2 separate regions of the Homo sapiens genome follow, and region 1 is linked to region 2. A link is a loop called in an ENCODE intact Hi-C map of the cell type or tissue named here. Cell type or tissue: heart left ventricle. All regions are shown on one strand. Each heading gives the region's core, and the rest is flanking DNA. Links, peaks and the distances in the headings are about the cores only. Region 1 has its middle 220 kb from the start of CTNNB1. Region 2 overlaps LOC105377043 (a long non-coding RNA gene).

The links. Hi-C counts contacts between places; a loop is a spot of excess contacts. Peaks named below come from ENCODE experiments on the same cell type or tissue, not always from the same donor. Only the 100,000 strongest peaks of a DNase experiment are listed, where the experiment ranks them.
Region 1: a loop joins it to region 2, with 2.5 times the contacts of the local background. A loop is called at or near these places in 11 of 110 quality-filtered maps.

What each region holds. Positions count from the first base shown.
Region 1 is chr3:40,972,145-40,981,543 of GRCh38, reverse strand. No RefSeq gene overlaps it. Among named protein-coding and RNA genes, the nearest start is that of CTNNB1, 220 kb to the left of the region's middle. RefSeq lists an enhancer at 9,233-9,399. In heart left ventricle, for the core only: no CTCF peak of the experiment used is centred there; no DNase peak of the experiment used is centred there; H3K27ac peaks cover 646 bases.
Region 2 is chr3:40,776,796-40,786,194 of GRCh38, reverse strand. All of the region lies in intron 2 of LOC105377043 (a long non-coding RNA gene), which reads right to left. Among named protein-coding and RNA genes, the nearest start is that of ZNF621, 260 kb to the right of the region's middle. In heart left ventricle, for the core only: a CTCF peak has its summit at 5,521; DNase peaks (open chromatin) are centred at 4,984 and 5,484; H3K4me3 peaks cover 1,092 bases; H3K27ac peaks cover 2,396 bases.

The sequences.
Region 1 (9,399 bases), core at 2,580-5,079, 200 kb before region 2:
AAAGTCATTCATAAACCTAAATGTTTATATACCTTATAATAGAGCTTCAAGCACAAGAAGCAAAAACAGAATTTCAGGGATATAGAAGACACAATTTACAATAATAGAAATCTCAGTAACATTCTCTCTCAGTAATTGACAAAACAAACAGAAAATTAGTAAGAATATAAGAGAGTTGAACAACACAACCAACCAACTTAACCTAACTGACATATATAGAATATTCTACTCAACAACCAGAATACACACATTTTTTTTCAAGTGCCTATAGAGACTACCAAGATGGACAATATTATTCTGGGCCATAAGACAGGTTTTGTTAAATTTGCAAAGTTTTGAAGCATACAAAGTGTTTTCTGATTACAAAATATTAAATTAGAAATCAATAACAGACAGACATCTGGAAAATCTGCAAATATTTGGAAACTAAGTAACACACTCCTAAATAACTCAAAGAGATCAAAAAGAGAAATTAGAATGTATTTTGAGTTGAGTGAAAATTTAAAAACTAACATATCAAAATTTGTGGGAGGCCACTAAAGCAGTGATTGGAGAAAAATTAATAGCAGTAAATGCCTATATTTGAAAAGGTGAGCTTAGCTTCCATCATAAGAAACTAGAAAAAAAAGAGCAAATTAAACTCAAAGTAAGCAGAAGAAAGAGTATCATAAATATCAGAATGGAAATCTGTGAAATAGAAAAGAGAAAAATAATAGAAAACATCAATTAAACCAAATGATATTTGTTAAAATTACCAATATTTAGAATCAGGGAGGTGACATCATTTCAGAGTCTAAATTGTTCAGGAAAAACCCTCAAACCACATTTTTCCTCTGCTCTCACACCACAACAATCGTCAACACAGAAAACTTCTGTGACCAAATGTGTGGAGGTTTTTCCCCACACACCAAGCAGCGGATACCAGCTGGGTGTTCAATTCAATTCCGACACTATCTACCTGGAGTGTCAGATGCACCCATCCCTTCTTCAGACACTCGTAGCAAGTCTGGGCCTCTGGAACTTCTGAACAACCAACTTCAAGTTGAGGTTCCTGTGACCCCCTTCTTTGGGTTCTATTAATTTGCTGGAGCAAGTCACAGAACTCAGGAAAATACTTACTTAGGTTTACTCCAGTTTATTATAAAAGACATAACAAAGGACATAGATGAAGAGATGCATAGGACAAGGTATGGGGGGAGGGGCATGGAGCTTCCACGCCCTCCCTGGGCACACACCTTTTAGGAACCTACAAGTGCTCACCTATCCGGAAGCCCTCGGAATCCTGTCCTCTTGGGGTTTTATGGACACTTCATTATGTAGGCATGATTGACTAAACCATTGGCCATTGGGGATTAACTTAACCTTCAGCCTCTCTCCTCTCCCAGGAGGTTGGAGGTGTGGCTAAAAGTCCCAACCCTCTAAACCTGCTTCTGTCTTGGATGACCAGCCCCTCCCTGAAACTGTTAGTTAACATTAGCATACAAAAACACAGCACTTTATAGATTCCAGTGATTTTAGAAGTTGTATGACAGGAGAGGGAAGGAGAATGCTGTAGTGATTGTGTCCCTGAGTCCAGGTGTCCCTGAGGTCCAGCTGCCCTGTTGCCCTTCCCTTGCTTTGACTACCCCAGTGTGTTTCCAATGAATCACTATTTTAATCCACGTTGGATCAAGTTTGGTTTTGGTAACTTGCCGCTAACAGAATCCTCAGAATACAGTTTTTAATACAATTCTAGAGAGTTAGAGTCTTACAGTTATGCTTCCTGTCTCTGCTGAGACTAACCTTGATCTTGTAGGTGGAAGAATCAGAGGACTCAACTATGGGATGCCAGGGACAATGAAGGCAAGGAAATGAGCCAGGACCAAGAGGGGACAAGGAGTTATATTTCCACTGCTCAGGTAGTGGCTACGCCTGCAGCCTTAAGGGTTCAGCATCAGGAGCAAGGTCTTTCAGTATCCCATCCAGGTGGCTCCTCTCACATTTAGAGAAGTTGTGTGGTACAGTGGAAAGAGTAGTAATTTGGGACCAGTACTAAGCCAGAGTTCAGATACCAGCGCTGCCACCTGCTAGTGGTGTTATCTGGGGTAATGTATTTGGCCTCCATGAACCTCAGATGCCCCCTGTGAAATGGTAGTAATTGTTTCCCCAACTAAACCTTTAAGGCTAATCTTACACTGTATGTACCCTTGAGCTTTGTTTATGCAAACTCATCTATTGAGTTTTTCTATGATTTCTTCCCTTTCTCTGCAGTACTGTTGGGTTCTTAGGCCAGGACTCTTTGTGTTCATTGAGGAATTTGTCTTGTGTACACCCTTTGGCTCTTTCCAATTCTGGAGTTCAGAGTCCCAGACCCCAAGCCCTAAGCCACCCAGTTCCATTCTTGTCCAGCCTGTGAGGGGAGTTGCAGGCAAGTTGCAGGCAGAAACAAGACCAACTTTATTTACGATTATGGGGCCTTAATAAACAATACGTATAAAACACCTACCACATGGTGGAGACCTAAGGGATATCATTTTCCCTTTTCTTCAGTCTAAGGGAAGAATGTGGATGAAATCTGAGTGAGCCGAGTTAAATGTCATGCTAAGTATCCATGTCTACACTGCAAATCCAGATGTGGTTTGTCCATTGCTGCTTTTCAAATGTCATACTCTGATGGGTAACATCACAAAATGCTGTTTGGGCTCTGATGTAATGGTGAGAACTATTTTCAATGGAGAGGAATTTAATCTCATTATCACCAGCAGTCTGGTTGGGGTTGATGGCCCTGCCATAGGATTGCAGACCCCATCAACAAAAGAAGGTGTATCATTTCTAGGAGATACATGATTGCCACTGCAAAATTATTTTTAGGAAGTTGCTTTTTCTGTACAGAACATTCACCTGAAAATAGCTGTGAGCATTGTGGAGGCAGCACGCTGCAGAGTACTGAACTGAAAGCTCAAGCCTAAAGATTTATGGTGCAGATTTTACTTCTTCTGGATTTTGTAATGATACAAAACATGTTGATAACAAATAGCAGCTGTAAGAAGGTTGAGAATATGATCCAAATTCAATTAACTCCTTGCCTTTTATCCACGAAGAATCTAATTATTATGCACCTAAAGGCAGGAGGGAAAAAAATTACTGTTTGTCCCCCTCTCAGATAACAGTGGATCATTCTATTGTATTTCTACTAAAAAGTGTTTTCCTTTTTTCTCTCTTACTAACCGAGTCCTGTTTTGTTCGGGCAGCAGGTCATGCAAGCAAGTCTTGGCAATCTCATTCCCTTTTGCTAGTGATTGGTCTGGGGTGGGCATGAGAGAAAGGCTGTCAAAGGAGATGGAAGGGGAAACGTCTAGGGACTTCCTGGGTTGGGGGAGAAGGATGGGGAAAAAAAAAGAGCATCAGAAGCAGAAACCCTTTTCCACTGCCTTTTCCCTCCTACCTTTGGAGCAGAGCATGAGGATATGTTTCCTGAAGTTGCAGCAGCCGTCTTGCCCTGTAAGACCACTGCCTGTGGAAGTAAAGCCAGCATATGGAAGAGGCAAGGTGAAAGTCTGGGTCCTGCATGACACAGTGAACTGCTAAGTCAGACCTTGGACTCCCTATCTCTGGACTTCTCTATAATTAAAGAACAAAAATCCTAATGGATTAAGCTACTGAAGACTGGGCTTTGGTTATTTGTAGCTAAAAACAATCCTAAGGGATGCACACTCACTGTCTTTTCCCCCACTATCTTATTTGTTCTCCCCATCTTTCTTACTGAATACCTCCCTCCCACCATTTTCATCTGGGCATATGACCACTTGAATAAATGCTCTACTTCCCAGATTTCCTTACAACTGAGTGTGCCCATGTGACCTAGGAGATATTAGCAGATGTGTCAGGTGGCAGCTGCTGGGAACCATCCTTAAAAAAATGGATGCATGCAATTTGCACCTTGTCTCCATTCCTTTCTTTATTCTGCTATCTAGAATGAGACTGTGGTGGCTGAAACTTCAACCACCATCTTGTACTGTGAAGACAAGGGTCTCCATTCTAGGGAGGAAACGTGGCAAGGTGAGAAAACTTGGATTCCTGAGGTCTTTGTAGGGCAGAGCAGCCCTAGATTGCCCATCTCCAGGCTTTAACCATGATAGGAAAATAGGCTTCTATCATGGGTAAGCCATGATTATTTTGGTACTCTGTTAATGTAGATGAACTTAATCCCATTGATACACTAAATGGGCAACTGCTGAGAGGTCTCTGTGCCTATCGTGGTCATTGTACCCTGGGGTCTACAGCAGCCTTCTTGCTTCAGGAAGAATAGGAAGGGGTTGATAGTAAGGAAGGCAGCAAATTTTTAAAGGTTTCCCCCAATTACCAAAGGTGATTTTTTTTTTTTAAACCAAACCAACAGCTTGTCACCAGCAGGAATCAATGCTGGAGGAAGGGTGGTCAGGATGGATGATGAAGAGAAACTCAAAGAGAAGCCTGAAAAGAATTTTTGGCTGATGAGAGAAGAGGCTAGAGAGGAGACGCCAGAGAGAAAAGAAAGATATTAAGGAAAAGGAAAGGTGGCATGCTAAAAACAGAAAGTCCAGTGTTTTCTCTCTTGTCTCTTCCTTTAAGGCTCTGAGATTTGAACTGTGGGCATGAGCCAAGGAGGCCCAGGCACCTGGAGATCCAGGAGATATCAAGGTAACTCTATACAGGGTGTCCAGGAAATGTGGAAGTGACTGAGTGTGAGCTCAGTGAGCATCTGCCCAAAAATGATAATAAGAAATACTCACAATTTCAACCAAGCATGTAAGTTAGGGCATCTATGATTTGGGGTGAGTTTGTTGAAGAGAATTTCCACATCCAACTGACTTCCTGTCTGGTATAAGGAGGTAGAGGCATATTCCATTCAACCAATATTTATTGAGCATCAGCTGTGTGCCAGGCATTCATAGAGCATGTTTTAGATCAGGGATCAGCAAATCTTTTTTGCAAAGGGCTAGATAGTAAAAACTTTAGGCTTTGCAGGCCACGTGGTCTCTGTTGCAGCTACTTCACTCTTCTCTTGTAGTGAGAAAGCAACCATAGCCTCCACTGATCAGCCATAATATGTAACCAAGTGGGTGTGGCTGTGTCTCAATAAAACTTTGTTTATGAAAACAAGTGGTAGGCTGGATTTGGCCTGTGGGCCAGCTGTAATTTATCAATCCCTGTTTTAGATACCAAGCACTGTTAGATACTCTAAAAATAATCCACGTACAATGTTAAACACCTACAACTGGTCTAACATTGTCCTAGATGTTTCAAAACATTGTCTCTCATTATTCTAATGAAAATAAGAATCCTAGAAGTTTTGTGGACGAGGAGACTGACATTTGGAGGTAGTACATAACACAGCCTCAGGCTCACAGCCAGTAACAATGCTGGGATGTGGACCCAAACCTGTATCTCTAAAATCTGTGCTCATATAAATACATCCCTGTCATATTATTTTCTGCTAATGAAATTCTCTTCTCCTAACTGTGCGTCGTGCCTGTGAGACTGTCAGCAGGCGCACCTGACCACATTTCAGACATTCCCCAAGGACCAGAAGAGAGGAACATGCCAGCAAAGCTCATGAAACAAGGCGCTAACACAAACATTGTCTCATTTAACACATTTCCTGCAGACAGAAAAGTCAGTTTCAAATTGTGGGTGGGAAAGGAAGGGAGAGACAATTGGAGGAAAAAAGACAGGCATGAGGCTCTGAGGAATTCCACAGCAGAATAGCCTAATTATAGTGTCTCCTCTCCTGGGCCTGAGAACCCAGTGGGCAGGAAGCTAAAAATACCAAGCCGGTTACCAAGAACCTACCATGTGCTGACCTCGCATTAAGGGCTTTCTTTCTGTGATCTTAGTTAATTCCTACAGAATCTCCATGATGTTGGTACAGGACCCTTTTTCTCAGTGGTGCCAGAGGCTCAGAGAATTGGGTAGATTGCACAAGGCCACCCAGTTAGTGAGGGATAAAGAATTAAACGGACATCTGTCCTACTTCAAAACTCAAGCCTCTCCCCTGTCCCATGGCTTTCCCGAGCCACTCTTGAGGTATAAGATCAATAGGGCTTCTCTGGGAGTGGTTTAATCCAATAGGCTATACTCCACTGATCATAGTGTGTGCATGCACAAGTCCTGGTTCTGCCTGCTTCTTTCTCTGAGAAGAGAAGCAAAATATGCAAGAATGCAGAGAGTATGGCTTCAGAGGGAGGGAGCTGCATCAAATCCTGATATTCCACAAAGAACCATATGAAGGTGCTTCAACAATCCTGATCTCAGTCCCCTTTCTGCAAAAATGAGAATAATAAAGACCCATCTTACAAGGTTGTTGTGGCAATAAGATAGGAAGATGCACACAAACACTTTGCACAATGCTTGGTTTATCTGTGGGGGCTCAATAGTTGTTGGATGAATCTTAAAGTACATTGAATAGCAGTGAACATTTGGAAAGTGGTGTGGTTTATTGGTTGAAGCCTTAGACTTACTGTACCAAACAGATATCCTGGCTCTGCCAGTTACTAATATCTGACCTAGAGAAGGTAACCTAATTCACCAAGCCTTGATTTTCTTCTTTGTAAAGTAGAACAAATACAAGTAACTGCATTATAGGGCTCCAAAGATTATCAAATAAGAAAATCTAGATAAAGGACTGTGCCCAACAAATTGTAGAAGCTCCATAAATGTAGTTATTATTATGTTATGATTATGTTTATTACATATGGGCTCATCTATTAAATTAATAAAGGAGGGAAGGAAGGAATGATGGGAAGGGCTGTGGCTCATGTTCAAGGGAGGGATTTTCTTGCTTCTCTTTGCGTACTCATCCTGATGTAGCATTAAACTGTGTGGACTGCTCAGAGCCAACAGTGGACTGAGAAAGATCAAGGGTTGCAGGGGTGGGGTGTGGTCTGGGCAGAAGCTCTCTTGAGAGAACAAGAAACAAATTAGTTTTCATTATTTTTATTTTATGTATTTATTTTAAATGTATTTATTTATTAACTCAATAACTATTATTGACCCCTTATTATATACGAGGCCCTGTGCTGGGCTCTCAGGATACAGGGATAAATAGAACAGACATGGTCTCACCCCTCATGAAGCTTGCAGTCTAGAGGGAGGGTCAGATATTAAAGAAGAAAACCAAATCAGCATATAATAGCAAATTATGATGTTTGCTATGAAATAAAACAGCTGGATTCAATGAGACAGGATAACAGGAAGGATCATCTTTTGATGGTGAGGAAAGGCCTCTGGGAAGGTCTGAGGAGATGGCACTTATGCTGAGACTGGATGGATAAGAAGGAAATAGCCCCACAAAAGGTAGGAGAGGAGGAATTCCAGGGAGAGGGTACAACAGTGTAGAGACCTTGAAGTCAGAAAGGGTTTGGTGTCACAGGGGAAGAAGGGGCTGGAATGTAAGTAGGGAAAAAGGAGTTTGAAGTGAGGCTGGTGACAGCTGGAGCTGGAGCCCGCAGGGATTTGCTGGCCCCATTAGAGTTTTGATTCTGTTCTGAAGCCATTGGAGGATTTAGACCCAAGGAAGGACAGTCTGCTTTGAGCTTTGGCAAGGCCATTCTGGCTTTCTTGTCAGAGCACAATAGAAGCCGGAAGGCTGGTAAGGATGTGATTTCAAGGATTCAGGTAGGAGGAGGTGGGGGCTGGGTCTAGGGAGATGGCCTTGGAGGTGAAAAGAGGTAAATGAATTTGGAAGCATAATAGGACACGGTGATGGACTAACTGTGGGAGTGAGAAGGAGAGAGAAACTCAGGGACAAATTCCAGATTCTCACCTGAGCAACTGGTGGATGCTCGGTGAGAGGAATGGGTTATAGGTTTCATTTTAAACAAATTAAGTTTGAGATAATATGATATATCCAAATGTGTGATATCATCTAGTGAGTCTAGAGCTAGGAAGTGAGGTCTGGGCTGAAAATATACCTTCGAGACTTGTCAGCATTTGCACGATATTTAAAACCACAGGCCAGCTCAGTGTGTAGGGCTCCAACTGACACCCTATTCTTATTCTCTTTTTTGTGCCAACTGGCCTAGAATTTTAATAGAGCCCTGGCTGCCCTGCTGACCCCAGCATGTTCATGCTGCGTCTACAGTGGCCTATGCCAAGGGGTGGTCCCTGGGGCACACCAGACCTCCTCTTCTTCTCTACAACAGTCTTGTGTTAGCAAGGCCAGTCCAACATGACTGGCACCAGAGCCTTACACTATAACACCTTTCTTCTTGGAAAGGCCCCAGGCACCAAGCGCTGTCTGTGAAGAAGACTGGAGAGCCAAGATGTAGAATTAGGCATGTGTGTGGGCTGAGGGCCCAGTGCAGCACATGGAACTTTGTAGGTGAAGTTTTCTGCTTTCCCTGGTTCTAGATCTTTGTATCTCAGGTCCTAGGCTCTTCCCAGTTCTGGAAGATCCCAGTGTCTTTCTCTGAGCTTCCTTTTCTTTTAGAATTGCATGTTCAAGGACCTTTAACAAATACTCAACTCCCTTAACATTTTTTTTTCTAATTTCATCTAAATGTTCACCTAAGCTGTTCATTCTCTGTCTTCTAGAAGTTAGTGAAACAGAATTATCAGAACCAGGCTCTCTTTTGGATGCAGTTGGTGTTTCTCCAAGGTGCTTATTACCTGTTACGGTTATTGCATGCTGGGACTGAGGTATAAACACTTCTGCTCAGGAGACCGAAGGCAGGTTAGGGGAGGCTGTAGGTACCTAGTTGGTAGAGTTTGCTGCAGAATCCTGGAAACAATATTTGGTCTAGGCTCAGACAGCTCTAGTTCAATGCCAAGATCTGCCTGGTATTAGCTGTATGGCATAGGACATGCCATTTATTGTTCCTTCAGTTTCTGCATCGTAAATAGTGATGATTTCAGGATTGTTGTTAGATTATGAGGAATATGGGAGAGTGCTTTGTACACTGTAAACACAATTACAAATGTAGTATGTTTTTCCTGTGCACACTCAGCAATTTGTATGATTAACTCTTTTGCATCTCTGCTTCTCCCTGTTGCTCTAGTTTGTTCACATCCAGGGGGCTAGATCAGACAAGCCTACACAGCTAGTAGCAGGTACGAGGAGGCATCGGATTGTGGCAGCTTCTTCTCTCCAAAGATGCCTCATGTCATTGTGCTTTCAAGGAAAAACAGCAAAGTATTTTTTTCGTTTTTTTTTAATTGGTATGTTGATATCTACTGGCGTACATTTTGTGTAACAATAGGCAAATATTAGGATTGTTAAGATGTTAGAGTAGGGAGAAGGATGCAGGGAATAGAGGACAGAGATAAATTTTACAGTTTGTGAAGATATGCGTGTTCACATCTTGTTTTGTTTTTCCTTTACCCAAACAAATAAATAAGAAAAACTGCCCACTTTGCTCTCTTATCTACCCTTCCTGTGTT
Region 2 (9,399 bases), core at 4,484-6,983:
AAGTAATGGCAAGAATTACAATCACTTTTGCACCAACCTAAATATTTTAAATCCTTCGGTTTGTGGTAATTTGTTATGCAGCCATAGAAAACTGATACACTGACCCATAAAGCAATTCTAGACCTGTTTGCACTTGTTCTCACCAATGGTCACCAATGACTATCAAGGAGGAGCCGTTACCACTATAAGGAGAACCAAGTAGGAAGAAAAGCCTTGGGTATGAGGCAGGATTAGGGGATTGAAATGAAGAGGAAAGCGAGGCAGAGTAAGGCTGTGCTGGCTAACTGGATGAAACAGCTGCACAAGCAGAGGAACCACTCGGAACCCAAAGCAGTCGTCGGAACGCTTGGCAGCAGCTTGGTGGGGTGAGTCAGGAAAAGGGGGCTTCTTTCTTAAGAGCAAGAACTATGCTTGAGATCACTATTTGAAGGAAGAGACGCGAATACAGGACTTTTGTGAGAAAATATACAACTGGGATGACTCAAGGAGCTGAAATTTTTGAGATGAGTATAGCAATAGGAAGGTAATAGCTAACCTGAAGGAGAGAAAGATAAAGAAGAGGAGGAGGAGAAGAAGGAGAGGGGAATGGGGCTATAAGGAAAACAAAAAAGAAGGTGTCCACAATAAAAATGCCTATACAGGGCCAGGCATGGTGGCTCACGCCTGTAATCCCAGCACTTTGGGAGGCCAAGGCAGGTGGATCATGAGGTCAAGAGATCAAGACCATCCTGGCCAACCAATATGTTGAAATCCCGTCTCTACTAAAAATACAAAAATTAGCTGGGCGTAGCAGTGCATGCCTGTAGTCCCAGCTACTCGGGAGGCTGAGGCAAGAGAGTCGCTTGAACCCAGCAGGCGGAGGTTGCAGTGAGCTAAGATCATGCCACTGCACTCCAGCTCGGTTGACAGAGTGAGACTCCATCAAAAAAAAAAAAAAAGTCCGTATTAAAGTCTTTAAGCAATTTCTATTAATTTGTGTGTTTGGGAAGCAATTCAAAATAACACAAATACTTTTTTTAAACTCAATTGCTAGTGTACAAATTTTTGTTACTGCATACTAAATTAAAACATCCCTTAACACCAAAAAAAAAAATTATCTTTCTGCTTTAAATAAATAACTTTGTAGAGCAGTGGTTATCTTATTCCGTAACAGTCAACAAATCCACCATTTTGGTGAATTAACACATTTTCCCCTTATTAGAATGAAAGATCCCAAAGACATAAAAGAAGCAGGCATTAAAAAGGTGGTCTCCTTAGAATCTCTCAAATACAAGTCTTCCCCAGTATTAAACAACAAAATATCACTTAGGTCAGGATTTCTAGAAACAGAAGCTGAGACAGAAATTTCAAGGTACACAATTTATTGAAAGAAGCTCTTCAGGAGAAGGGGAACAGGATGGAGTGAGAAAGCAGCTAATCAAGGATGTGGTCTCAGATGGATACCAGCCTCAGTCTAGTCCCAAAAATGGGCTGGGAGCTAGCCTTTTGTAGCCCTATAGAAGTTAGTTATGCTGCATTTTGGGGCTGAGATGCAAAATCTCTGGTTCAGCCAAAGGCAATTCTCTCGAGCCACTCATAGGAGCTGGGGGAGGAGTGCGCAAGCAGGTAAAGGAAATCTGAGTGGGGTCTAACTCCAACTGTGAGCAGAGTTGGAATCTTTTCCCAGGAGTTTCCTCAACCTCCAGATAAATCAGAGGATAGAGACCAGGGATATCCAATTCCATATGCCAGAAGCATACAGGTGTCCAGCCCCAGCAAGACAGCTGTGACACCAGTTTTAGACCTGATCTTTGATTGTTCCCCCTTCCTGAGGGCCACAGTCATCACAGTTCTGGCCCTGACTTGTATGCATTCCTGTTAACTCCCAGTCCTCTCTACCACCTTAACCTCGGCTTAGAGTCTCTTGGCCGCACTATATCCTGGTGAGTCCTCATCTCTGCTGGAATCAGGTTTCAAGAGGCTGTAAGAATCTTTAGGCTTAGGAAAGAAATTATAGAACATTCGAATTTGAGGGACCTTCAGAGTCTCATGTAGTCTAACTTGTTCTTCGCAGTAGGAAAGGACGTTGCTACATGCTGGTTTAGTCTCTTGCCATAGAGTCCAAGAATTTTGTAAGCACAGACCAGCTCAGATGTCCACTCCTAGTATAAGTAACTGTTGTCATAGTTTTAAGGTACATGGAGCAGCCTTGTCCAGGCAGGGTCTGTGGGTAGAGCAGGCAATGAATATATCCTCCTCTGACCCAAAGGCAGCCTATCCATTGTCAAGCCAAGAGCCAATCAAATTTCCTCCTTCAAAGATATAAACTGAGAGATATATAGAGAGATTATGGTTAGCAAAAATGGGTACTCCCAGCACTCCAAAGAGATTATGGTGTAGAGAGAGACCAGAGGAGGTCATATGGGATTTTAGCAATATTTACAAGTCGGGTACATTTATAGCTTAAGGGGTATTCATAGAAAAACATTTATAATTATGGAGGCAATCATGAAAAATTTATGCAAGTTTCTGTTTGCTTGTACTTATTCAGATAGCAGAAAACCGGGTTCCTGGGCCCCCAGATGGGCATTTTGGTTAGGTCTTTTAAATAGACTGCTACTTCCAAATGACAATTAAACAATTTCTCAATTTCAATAAATCTAGCCTGCCTGTGAATTGAGTGAGGAATGGTGGAATTTGTCTAAGGAACTCAATGGTTTAATGCCTTTTGCCATGGAGATTATAGCTATTGCAGCATGGGGACAGGGCTGGCTTGAAAAAAGATGAGCCCTCATTGAGCATTCTGTTCAGGTAGCTGCCCATTATCCAGGGGGTGGATGATCCAGTTTGGGGATTTTTCATGCCTCTGGCTTCTCCTCCCTTCTACTGTCTGCCCTTTGGCCACATTACAGATCAAATTAGCATGTCTTTGAGAGGATAGAAGGGGAAGGGACAGGTAGAATTCAAATTGGTCAATTTTGTAGCTTGTTCACTCCTCTAATACATGAGATCAAAACCAAAGGCTAACGTGGGGTTTTGGATTATCAGTGGATTATATTTAATCTATACCAGACCTCCCCTCCATTACTAGAGAAATTGGAGTCTGATGGGGACTGTCTGTATTTCATATGGATGCCAGAGCTCAGCACATAGAGGCTTGTCCAGAATCTCAAACACATACATGTTAGAAGTTTGGAGCTGGAAGGGGACTTATAGATGATCCAGCCTTGGAAAATCGAAGCTCAGAAATCTGCAGTAATGTGCTCAAGGTCATACCATGAGATGGTTGCCAGTAGCTAGTGAACAACTTGAGAGGGGACCTGAAACCAGTCAATTTTAAAATGATGAAACTGGCAGGTTGATAAGTGAGATATTAATTAAATGTGCCCCTTCATGATCCCTGGTGGCTTCTTGTTGGGACTCTCCACCAAATAGAAACTAAAATCAAGATCATCCATTTCTGCAGACATCCCCCCAGCACTGAGAGCAGAGACTCCTAACACTAAAGTTGCTAAAGAACACAGCTCTGAGTTTGAGACTAGACAGACCTGATGCAAAGAGGTAGCAAGAGACAGGTTTTCCCTCTGCCTGAGGAGAGAAGAGTTTAAAGATCAAGAATGAGGAGCGATATATTCCATCGTACACACACAGAGGTTGTCATCATCACCATCATCATCATCATCATCATCATTATCATCATCATCAAAGGAAGGAGCAAGAAGTGGGAGAGGGTTCCTCATGAGGGCTGAGGACAGCTGAGAGAGAAGAGGAAGGCCTTTGCTTCTCTTCCAGAGGTTTCTGACAGTGGCAATCTCATGGAACTACCTCATTGGAGCCAGCAGAGTGTTAGAGAGCTGGTACAGGAGAGGTACAGGAGACGGGCATCAGGCTGTCTTCAGCCCCCAAGTGGTGTGGAGGAGACTCTGCAGGTCCCACATAGCCAGCAGAAAGAGTCAGCATGCTCTTGAAAGTTGCCAGATGAGTGAGGTAATTCAGGGAGACAAACACCAAAAAAGGGTGCAGCTTATATGCTGGTTGGGATGGGTAGAGGAAAGGAAGCATGACTGATTTGATTCTAAGGGAACTTTTTGGAAACCAGACCACCCACTTGCCACACCCAGAGTGTGAATTACATGAGCAACACTCCTCAGCAGGCTGCCCACGTCCAGTCCACCTGCATGGAGAAGCTGGTTACCACGCTGCATGCAGGCACCCAAAGTAGAAGAGGTCAAGGTGGCTGCTCCCTCCCACACATCCAGTCACGAAGACCTCCATTCACCACCTGCTCCTCAGAGACTAAGTTAGGACAAAAGCACGGGGAGAGGCAAGAAATCCCACAGTCATTTTGGGCTAGACTGTGACCAAATTGCAAATTGCAGATCCTAAGTTAACCCTATTAATGACTGGAGTCATTACATAAACTGGATGATGTTTCTTGCCACCCAGTAGAACTGGGGCTTATATTCCATGGGGAGAAAGAAAAGGAGTTTCGTCGCTGTACTTGGTGTCTGGGGGCTGCTTTAACTGTGAAATTCCATATCCAAGACATTCCCTTTATGGGTGAGCTGTCCTCTATCTCCTAAAAACCAAGCAAGAGAGATAGAACCACACACTCAACCTCCAGGGACAAACCGGTGGGAGGAAACGGATATTCAGTGGGCGCCTATTATGTCCCTGCCCTGTAGTAAACACCTTCGCCATCCTTAGCATCTTTTCTATTTGTAATATCTCTGCAAAGAGGAAGAGCTCATCCTTGTTTTAGGCAAATGCAGCTAGGACCTATGAGCTACATTAATATCCGGTCACGGTGATGCCAAAGCCCTTTCCTCTTCCGCCAAGCTGCCTCGGGGCAGAACTTAGAAAGGCTGAGAAACATCCTCATTCCTCCCTCCGCACACTCCCACCCTGAGTGCTTTAAGAGTAGGACAGTCAGCAGCTGAGCACACAAATGCAGCCCTGTCTGGGAACAGGGAGCCCAAGGGGATGCAGCGGTGGCCTTTGGAGGGGTCAGTGACAGCTGTGTAATCGGGGAAGTGCCTTGTCCAATTGGAAGCCCACCCTCCCTTTGAACTATGCGCAATCCCCTCTAGCCGCCGGCCCCCGGCTCCCTCCTCCCAGGCTCTGGGTTCAGTTTTTTCCTTGGCAAATCACACCATTCCGTTGGGAGAGTGGCTTGCTGAGTTTGGCAGTGTTGACACAGCAGTCTCTGGACACGTTCCGGGAAAGCAGGCTACAGCATGTGAGATGAATTTTCTCCTGAACTGTGTGGTTTCCAATGTGTTAGAAAAACAAACTTGGAGAAGTCTGTTTGGCGTGTGTGCATGTGTAGACCCCACTTCCGGAGTCGAAAATGCTGTTGGCCTTCGCCCCCGTTACTTTAAAAAAAAAAAAAGAAAAGAAAAAAGAAAAAAAAGTCCGTCCTCCCAGCGTCTGGTTCCCTGAAACCTGAGGCAGCGTGGACAATGGGAGCTCTTTCAAGTCGCAGCCCCAGCGGCCACGTGACTGCGCCTTTGTGCTGGGAGTGGAGGCAAGTGGAAGCTGCCTGGGTGTCTGGACATTGGGGCCCTTTCAGTGTTGCTGAGCTGCTGGGCCTCACCTCTCCACCGCCTGCCTCCAGGCCCTTGGCTACCCTTCTTCCTCCCAAACATCCAGTTCCTGTTCCCAAAATAACTGCACACAGGAAACTGCCTCGAGGTGGGGCCTCTGCAGTGGGTGAATTCTTAGTGCCCCTGCAGGGATCTCCGGACCTGGCAGGGCCAGTGAAGACAGCGACTGCCCATCACTGCTATGGTTCACAAGCTGTGATGCCAGGAGGGCCGGCAACACCCACTCTTCACGCTCCTCCCATCCCATAACTTCTGTTTTTCCCATAAAAGCAAGGCCAGGCAGCAGCCAAGTCTGACTCCTTTCACTGCTTTTCCGTCCTTCAGGAAAGATGTTCAAGTACTTTTGACCTTCAGATGCACTGGCCAGTAATGCCTTCTTTTTCGACAGAGACTGTGGTTACCTGGCCACAGGGCGATGAAAGCACTTCAGCTGGAAACTACTGCTCCCTCACCTCCCATCTTCCCATGAAACAAGCCAAAGAAGCCCCCTTTGTTGCAGAATAGAGAGGTCCCTGCTCCTCCTTGCCAGGGAGAGAGGAGGCAGGGCTGACTCTGGAATCAGAGTCCTGGAGGGTAGTCACCCTCGGCACTCTAAGTGATAGGACGCCCGCAAGGGGGTCGCTCGTCTAGATTTCATCAGTGTAGCTAAAGTAGGTGTTATCCAATTCTCTAAGCCAGTGGTTCTCAACCCCAGCGGCACACCAGGATCACTGGGGACCTTTCAATACTTCTTTACCCAAGCAACCTCCAAACCAAGAAAATAAGAATCTCCAGGGGGTAGGACCAGGCACTGGTATTTTTAAAAAACTCCCCAGATGGTTCCAGCATGCAGCCAAGTTTGAGAACCACTGGCTTAGCAGTCCTTCTCAAACTCTAATATATATGTGAACCACCTGGGATCTTGTTAAAAACATAAGTTCTGATTCAGCCTGAGATTCTGGAGGCCTAACAAGGAGTGCTGACTCCACCGATCTATGGACCACACCTCAAGCAGCCAGGCCTAAGAGTCTTTAATGATACCCTGTACCTCTCCCTGGTTGAATGGGCAGAAACAACAAGGAGATAGGATGGGAGGGCCTATAGAGGACTTGTGGACTTCTAGGTCTTGAAGGGATTGCTGAGATAGAAGTCACATCCATGCATTTGGGAAATATCTTCAATGGTGGAGAGATCTGGTTGTCAGTGTCTGAATTCGGGATAGAGTAAAATATAAACTTCACCTTTCAAAGCTTGGATAAGAGAATTGACATGGGAGGAAATCACCTCCTACCTTCTAGCTCTTTGCCTGACGCTAAGGATAGTGACAGTCTTACGCTGACCCACTGAGTGACATAAAGCCCTATTTGGGATTGTCAAAAACCGTCTGGCCTGAAGAGGGCCATGGGATCTCAGGGAGCTCAAGCAATGAGGGGGATGAGGCAAAGGTGGTTCCTCCTCTCAGGGTGTCTCGGTGTTTCAAATACAGCTGACGTGCTCTGTCTACAACAGGGAAATCCTTTTTGTTGCCTATTTCCTTTCTGATTCAGAGCTAGTCAGTGCCTTCAAAAATACAAATAACATCAGAGCCTCATAACAGGTTTCTCAGAGTTACACTGCCACAACATCCAGAGCCTTTGAGCCACAATAGCAAACCCTCTGGTCTAAAGAACCAAAGCAATAAGGCACTGACACAGGTGGGATTTGGGACTCATAGTTCTCCCCAAGCCTCATTTTCTCATTGGCAAGATGGGCCTAACAAAAGTATATACCTTTTCAGATTATATGAAAATTAAATAGTGTGTGTAAAGCACATTGCACAACAGTTGGCAAATAGTAAATGCTCAATAAATGCTAGCTGCTATAATAATAATTACTATTATTAAAATAATATTCATCTCATAGAACGTGAAAGCTAGCATAATGCTTAGTACATAGAAGATGTGCAATAAACAGTTGCAAAATCTAAGCCAAAGATAAGTTTTTCTTTTATGCTCTCTTTTGCTTTCTTAAGGTATCTATCAGCCTTTAGTTGGTTTCCATCTTCCTGCCCCTTCTTTAATCACCCTGCAAATGCAGAGAGAAGGTTTAGAATGCAAATTCCCCCTGGAAGAAGTGTGACAACTGCCTGCTTTACAGAAAAGAGATCTTCCTGGTGGTGGGGGGAGGAAAGGATAGGACTTGAGAAAGGGGCGCTTATTTACAGAGACCCTGTAAGTGAAGAGGACAATACCAGGTGCTTTATAGACATTACCTCAGTCAATGCCAGTGTCCTTTCCTCCTTACATACAAAGGAAGGGGCAGCATCTGCTTCTTAAGCTGAAATACCTCCCTTTGCATGATAACACCCTTTGCACACATCCATGCTCTCAGAGTATGGTTTGAGGAATCATTTCTTCATCACTGGAAGTTTCTGCCTTTGTTGGAAAACACGTATTTCCCCCTTAATTCTTGGAGGAGTAAGTCTGGAGGAGTAAGTCCAGCAGGCTCAGAGTGCCTCTTTGAATTTAAATACACAGGAAGACTTCTAGGGAAAGGATGGAGATAGGCAGGAGCCATGGCTCTGCAATATGATAGCACAGGGCATAAGGAATTGCAGTGTTCCCTCTCGGAGTTCTCCTTCATGAAAACTGTGTGTAGGAGGGATCTGCTTTCTGCCAAGCGTGGTCTCTGCATGTCTGGAGACATTTTGGGACGGGAAGTAGTGGGGCAGACCTTCTGAAGACCACAGAACCTCAAGGGAGGAAAGCCATCTGTGATGGCTCATTTTATCTCAATCTGACTTGGTTAAGGAATGCCCAGATAGCTGGTAGAACATCACTTTGGGGTTTGCCTGTGAGAGTGTTTCAGGAATAAATGAGCATTTTTATCAGTACACGGAGTAAAGAAGATTCCCCTCACCAATGTGCCATCATCCAATCCATTGAGGGCCCTGCTGGGACAGAAAGGCAGAGGAAGTCTGAATTTGCTCTTTGCTTAGGCTGAGACTTCCATCTTCTCCTTCCCTCAGACATCAGTGCCCCTAGTTTTTGAGCCTTCTCACTCAGACTGGGACCTATGCCACTGGCTCTCCTGGTTCTCAGGCCTTTAAGTTTGGACTGGACCTACGTGACCTGGGCTTCTAGTTTGCAATAAGCAGATTGTGGAACTCCTCAGCCTTCATAATGGCATGAGACAATCTTCCTAATACATCTTTTTCTGTATATCTAGATATAGTCTATTGGTCCTAGTTCTCTAGAGAACCCTGACTACTACTCCATCTGCAGGGTGGGTCATGCTTGGCCTTGATTATTAGAAGCAGTGTGATGTGGAGTGATTATTAGAAGCAGAGTGATGCAGAGTTCAGTGTAGTGGCTGGCCCTGGGTCTGGCCCCACCCAGCCCCATGGATTCATGTGATCGCTGGAAGAAAGAGTGCTACGAGGGAAAATGGAAAGGGCTGTTGAATGAAGAGTGGTGAGGCATTGGAGCACGAGCAGCCCAGCTCTGGCTGTCCTTGGCCTCTGTGTGAGGCAGAGTGGAGAGGTGCCTTCATCTTCTCCATGTTGCCACAGGCCATTATGCATTTTGTCATATGGAAGGCTCTAGCACTTTCTCTGGCTAGGGTGGCAGCTATCAGTGTAGGGCAAAAGCAAAACCTGGAAGAGGTGGCCATGCCCAGAAAGCATGGCAGTGCACAGGACAGGCTGCGGTGCCCAGCAGGAGGGAAGGATGAAGGTGCCCACTATGCAGAGAAGGACCCACTGGAAGTGGGAGTGGTGACCAGGAGAAACCCCAGTGACCAGTAAGAGGAAAGAACAGCAGTGCCCTGCAGAGGCCCAGCCTGGACCATAAGCCAG